Regions from separate parts of the Mus musculus genome. Here region 2 is linked to region 1. A link is a contact called in ENCODE Hi-C or POLR2A ChIA-PET data. All regions are on one chromosome and are shown on one strand. Each heading gives the region's core, a stretch centred on a gene start or an enhancer-like site at or near the end of the contact. The rest is flanking DNA. Distances are from core to core; before and after follow the strand shown.

Region 1 (2,993 bases), core at 162-2,661:
TCTTAACTGCTGAGCCATCTCTCCAGCCCCTTATTTTTATATTCTTTTGTTTTGTTTTGTTTTGGTTTTGGTTTTTCGAAACAGGGTTTCTCTGTATAGCCCTGGCTGTCCTGGAACTCACTTTGTAGACCAGGCTGGCCTCAGACTCAGAAATCCACCTGCCTCTGCCTTCCAAGTGCTGGAATTAAAGGCATGCGCCACCACTGCCCAGCTTTATATTCTTATTATTTCATATGTGTGGATGTTTTCCTGAGTGTGTGCCTGTGCATCATGTGTGTTCCTGATGCCTCCTGTGGCCAGAAGAGGGCATCAGATCCCTCGGGACTAGAGTTACAGCCGTGAGCTGCTGTGTGTGTGCTGGGAATTGAAGTCAGATCCTCTGGAAAACAGCCAGCGCTCTTAACTTCTCTGGCCCTGTTTTTCTTTTTTTTTTTCTTTTTCTTTTCTTTCTTTTTTGAGAAAGGTTTCAACTCCGAAGCCCAAGGCAGACTCAAACTCATGACACTCCTCCTGTTTCAGCATTTCAAGTGGTGGTCCACATCTGTGGCCTCTCCAGAATTTTAAAATGTTATTGTTGTATGTGAGGGACTGTAGGTTGAGTTTCAGTGTGGAGGTCAGAGGACGACTTTTGGGGGTCCATCTTCTCCTTCCACTGTGAGTCTGGTGATTGAATTCAGCTGCCAGGATGTGGTTTTACCTACCAAGCATCTCACCAGCCTTGAAAATGTAAACAAAATCCATCCATGGGTGCAGAGGAAGGAGGAACTGTGAAATCAGATGACTCTATTTTAGAGAGATTCCCATGGTGCTGGAGAGATGGCTCAGGTGTTAAGAGCACTTGCTCTTTCAAAGGACCCAGGTTTCATTTTCAGCACCCAAGTTACAGCTCTCAGGGTCTGTAACTTCTGTTCCATGGTATCTGTTGCCCTCTTCTGGCCGTTTTAGGCACTACAGACATGGCGCACAGACATGCACCACTATAAATTAAAAGCCACACTCATACATCTAAAATAATGAAATAAAAATAGCTAGAGAATTTCCATAGTCCCTCCTTGCTAGGAGTCCCTTCCCAGGGACAGAAGCATCTTCCTGTGATTTCTACCTCTCTAGCAGCAACCCCAGCTGTGCAGCATCACGCATGATCTTTTTATAATCCTGGAGTTTAGAGTACTGAGGGTGCCCCATTCCAGCCTTCTCCTATCCTCTTCCTGGATGTCAGTTTCTGCTCTGAGCCAATCACCCACCCAGGCCTTTTTCCGGTGGTTTGTGCCAGCCTGTCCTGCATCCCACATCCCCAGCTGTTGACATTTCCATGCCATTGCCCAAGGGACGAATAAAGGGCCCCTGTTACCCAACAATAGGGGAGAAGACAGGGACAATGGGAAATTGTGTTTCTAATAGGGTGTGGACAGAAAAGAAAAGGACAGACAGACAGAAAGGGTCAGGGTCCTGAAGCAGCCAGACATCCTGAAAATCTGACTCCCATCTTGACAGCCTCTTCTGAAAGGCCATATATAGCCTGGCACAGAGGGCACAGGTGAGGGCTTTGGTGGGGGGGAGGGCAATTCTGTTGTTTGGATGGGGTCCATATGAAAATACAGAGCTGGATTCACAATTAGGGTTCGTCCCCGCTCCTCCTGGTCCAGCACCCTTGTACTTACAATTGGTCTGTCCCACCCCTGGTCTAAGGACAGAAGTAGCAAGGCCCGCTCTCCACACTCTTTTAGGTAATCTCCAGGATTGCTTTACTCTGCCCCCAACCGGTGTCTTGCCCTGGCCCCAGGACATCAACTGGCACAGATGCAATCACGGCTGACTTAGTGTGCTGCGTGAACATAGGCCTCAGTGCCTTGGCTTCTCTGAACACAGGAAACGAGTCTCTCTAGAACCGTGTCAGAGGAGCTGCAGTCCTGAGGCTCTAGGGTGCTTTGAACCCCCAGAATCCCTAATGAACCCCCACTGCAACTTCTTCCTTCTGCAGGACAGGAAGCTGCTGAGCACAGCTCGATTTGCCTCTGAGGAGAGATCATCTTGCAGGTAGGCAATGGGCTGCTGGCTTTCTATGTGTGGAAATGTTATATGTGTGCTTCTCTTAAAATACAGAACCTTAGATCAGTGACTAAGAGCTCAAGCTGGCCCAATCTGATTCAAACCCCAGTTGAACCTCCTTCCATAGCTCGGTGACTGTACCTGGGTGTTTATCAATGCCTCCCTGGATAGCCAGAGGAGTCAGAACAGTATACCGCAAAGTGCCTAAGTCAGATTGGACTTTAAACATGTCCGTGGTAGCTCAGTCCATTTTTTATTGCACTTTTATTTATTTTGTGTTTATGTGTGGTGTGCCTGTGCCATGCTTGTGTGAATGGAGTCCGAGGACAAGGTGTGGGAGTCGGCTCCCTCCTTTAAGCGTATGAGACCTAGGAAATGAACTCAGGTCATTAGTCTTGGTGGGGACCATCTTTACACATGGAGCTATCTCGTCAGCGCCTAAACATAAAGATCACTCTTATTTACCAGGCTGTCCCATATGGACTCCTGTCCCACATGCTTTACTTGTAATTGAGAAAGGGTTTCTCTGTGTAACCCTGGCTGTCCTAGAACTCACTATATAAACCAGGCTGGCCGCAGACTCACAGAAATTCACCTGCCTTTGCCTCTTGAATTCTGGGATTAAAGACATATACTACTTGACATTTTTATTTTTATTATTGGGAGGTTTTTTTTTGTTTTGTTTTGTTTTGTTTTGTTTTTTGAGACAGGGTTTCTCTGTGTAGCATTGGCTATCCTGGAACTCACTTTGTAGACCAGGCTGGCCTCAAACTCAGAAATCAGCCTGCCTCTGCCTCCTGAGTGCTGGGATTAAAGGCGTTTGCCACCACGCCCGGCTTATTGGGTTTTTTTTAAAGTTGTGTGTGTGTATGTGTGTGTTAGTGCCTGTGAGAGTAGGTGCCCTCAGAGTCCTGAAGAGGGTGCCAGATTCTCTGGAACTGTGA
Region 2 (2,993 bases), core at 173-2,672, 51 kb before region 1:
CCATGTGGCTGCAGAGAATTGAACTCAGGACCTCTGGAAGAGGAGTCAGTGCTCTTAACCACTGAGCCATCTCTCTAGCCCCTGGCTTTTGTCAGTCTGTGTCTTTTGAAGAGTTGATTCCACTGGCATTTAAAGTTATCATTGAAATGTATGTGTTAATCGTGACCACGTTGATTGTTGGTGCTGCTTGTATTGTCAGTGATGTGGAAGGAGATTCGAGGACATGGTGGGTGTGGCACTGAAGGGAACTGGATGCTGGTTCAGAATGACAGAGGATCTGGGAGAGAGCCCCTTAGGACCTTGGCTGAGAACACTTTCAGGCCCTCCCACCCCCGCCCCCTATTTTCCTCAAGGAAAGCCTACTGAGTATGGGACCACTCTGTGGCCTACTTGGCCTGGACAGGCTGTGCTAGCACCTCTGAAAGCCAGGCCAGAGCAGAAGCTTCAGCCTGTCTGGAGCTCAGAGATGGCCCTGGGTGCCAGGCCTGCGCAAACGCCTGTGTTGCAACTATGGTCAGTGCATCTACTTCAGGAGTCTGTTTCTGGCAATGGCCCTTCTACTTAAAAAGGCTTTTTCCTAGGCAAATGGGGAAAGGGGCAAATTTCGTTTAGTTGCAGCCACTGGTGGTAGGTTCATGGGTTGGTGAGCTGGTGAGTTAGAGATTCCTGGTGATTGTGGGGCCTCCTGTCCTCTCATTAAACACATCAAACAGAACCTGGAGTTTACAGAGTTTACAGTGCACTCATATACATAAAATAAATAATAATTTAAAAAAAAAAAAGCTTGTAGTCACCCCCTGTAGCAGATGGAGTTCTTTGGTCTGTCATGTCTCTCTCTGAAAGGGAGAGACGGAGCAGGGCTTGGTGGCACAATCTGTGATCCCAGCACTCAGGAAGGAAAGAAGGAAAGAAGATCACCACAAGAACCTACCTTAGAATTAAATTAAATTAAGAAGAGAGGATGGGGGCTCAGTGGTTAAGAGCACTGACTGCTCTTCCAAAGGTCCCGAGTTCAAATCCCAGCAACCACATGGTGGCTTGCAACCATCTGTAATGAGATCTGACACTCTCTTCTGGGGTGTCTGAAGACAGCTACAGTGTACTCACATATAATAAATAAATCTTAAAAAAAAAAAAAAAAGAAGAGAGGATGGGAAAGAACAGATGACTGTCTCATGGTAGTTTGATATATTATTTGAAGGAACTGGAAGGTGTGTCCGCAGGGATGGGGCAGCCAAGCAGGAAGGGAAACAGGTCTTAGGTGACTATGTCTGAGCACCATTAGGGTCCTCCACTAAGATAGGTTACCACAGCTGTCACTCGAAGGATTACCTGGGAGGAAAGGAGAGTGCCAGGTGTCTGGTAACACAGTTCTGCGCTCAAGGCTGCTGGGAAGTAACCTAAGCCAGCAGAACCATTCCAGAAGGCCACTGTGGAGAAAACAGGACAGACAGAGGTAAGAGGTCCTGGAGTGGGGTCCCCAAGACTGTGCAGGGGACAGTCCGGAGCCTCAAGGTGACAGCCTGGAGTGCCTCAAGGTGGGGAGCCTTATGAAGTCGGGATTTTATGTGTTTTCAGAAGCAACTCTTTCTAGTTTTCCCTCCCACCCTCCCTTCCTCCCTCCCACCCTCCCTTCCTCCCTCTCATCCTCTCTCCCTTTTCTCCACCACTAAGCCAAATCCCCAACTCCAGAGAAAATATCTTTGAAAAGCAGAAACCCTTTTGCCCCCTCTCTGTAAAAGAGAAAAAGTGGGGGTTGAGGGGGGGGTCGTTTTTCGGCTTTTTTTTTTTTTTTCAGTTTCCTGGGAAGAGAGGCAGTCCAGGAGAAATGTGCTGATGAGAAGAATCTATCTGAACTTAAGAGTTCTCTGGGGACCAAGGCGGGAACCGACTGGCAGAAAGTAGAGGAGACAATAGGAAGGGCACAGTCAATGCACACAGACGCCTCCTGGACATCAGCCTCTTCCTAACTCAGTGTCTGTTCAGCTTTGAGTGCCCGGGGCTAGTACAGCTCCTGCCACCGCTGGAGGTGGCTGTGCTGAATTCCCGTTGGTTTATAAAGCAGCAGCACGTAGGTCACAAGGCCTTGTGTAAGAGGTGAGGGGAAGCCCTGTGTATCCTGTTTGGGTTTTGTAACCCTGCTGTCCTGGACTCACTATGCAAACCAGACTGGCCTTGAACTCCCAGAGATCTGCCTGTCTTTACATCCTGAGTTGGGATTTTAAAGGTGTGTGACAGCCTTTTGTTTGTCTGTTTTGTTTTGACGGAGATGCTGGCGCTCAGATAAGCTGAGAAGACAGCTCTGAGTACTTTTTGATCTTGCAGAGACCTGAGTTCAGGTCCCAGCACCCACACCGGGCAGCTCGTAACCAAGGATGACCTCAGCTCCATGGGATTCAAAGCCTCTGGTGCACATAACCACATGTGCTCATGTACACACAATTCAAAATAACAAAAATGAGCCCTTTAGATGTTGACTAAAGAGGACCATAATCCCCAGGGAATGACAGATGGGGTGCACAGTTGAGTTCATATAGTGTCACAGAAGTGGACCTTTGAAGATGATTTTAAATTGTGTGTGTGTGTGTGTATATATATATACATATATGTATATATATATATATGTATATAAAACATACATATACATATGTATACACATATACATACATATATATATGTATACATACACATACACACACACACACACATATATATATATGCTTTTCTTATTGCTGGTCTTCCTTTCCCCTGCCCTGAAATAGGGGTTTTCTGTATATCTCTGGTTATCTAGAAGAGCAGGCTGGCCTAGATCTCAGAGGTCTACCTGCCTCTGCCTCCTGAATTCTAGGATTAAAGGTCTGTGCCACCACACCAGGCTTAAGATATTTTATTTTTAAAATGTGTATGTGTATAGGTGTATGTCAGTTCAAGTGCCTGCAGAAGCCACAAGGGTGAGTCACTTCTGTGACTCAAATTTTAAAATTCACTAACCT

What was found. A loop is a pair of places that touch in the nucleus more often than their neighbours do. ChIA-PET counts read pairs that join two places held with the same protein, here RNA polymerase II (POLR2A).
Region 2: a loop to region 1 is called in a map of mouse embryonic stem cell, with 2.1 times the contacts of the local background. The contact joins the promoter of Ttc24 here to the promoter of Hapln2 in region 1. A Hi-C loop is called at or near these places in 27 of 37 maps with a recorded cell type or tissue (CH12.LX, CH12F3, ES-E14 and 9 more). POLR2A ChIA-PET finds 5 or more read pairs at or near these places in 4 of 5 experiments (Patski and embryonic stem cell).

Annotation. Positions count from the first base shown.
Region 1 is chr3:88,025,929-88,028,921 of GRCm38, reverse strand. Hapln2 (hyaluronan and proteoglycan link protein 2) reads left to right here and starts at 1,411. Exons shown (of 7, transcript NM_022031.2): 1 at 1,411-1,537; 2 at 1,982-2,037.
Region 2 is chr3:88,076,733-88,079,725 of GRCm38, reverse strand. Ttc24 (tetratricopeptide repeat domain 24) reads left to right here and starts at 1,422. Exons shown (of 10, transcript NM_172526.3): 1 at 1,422-1,456.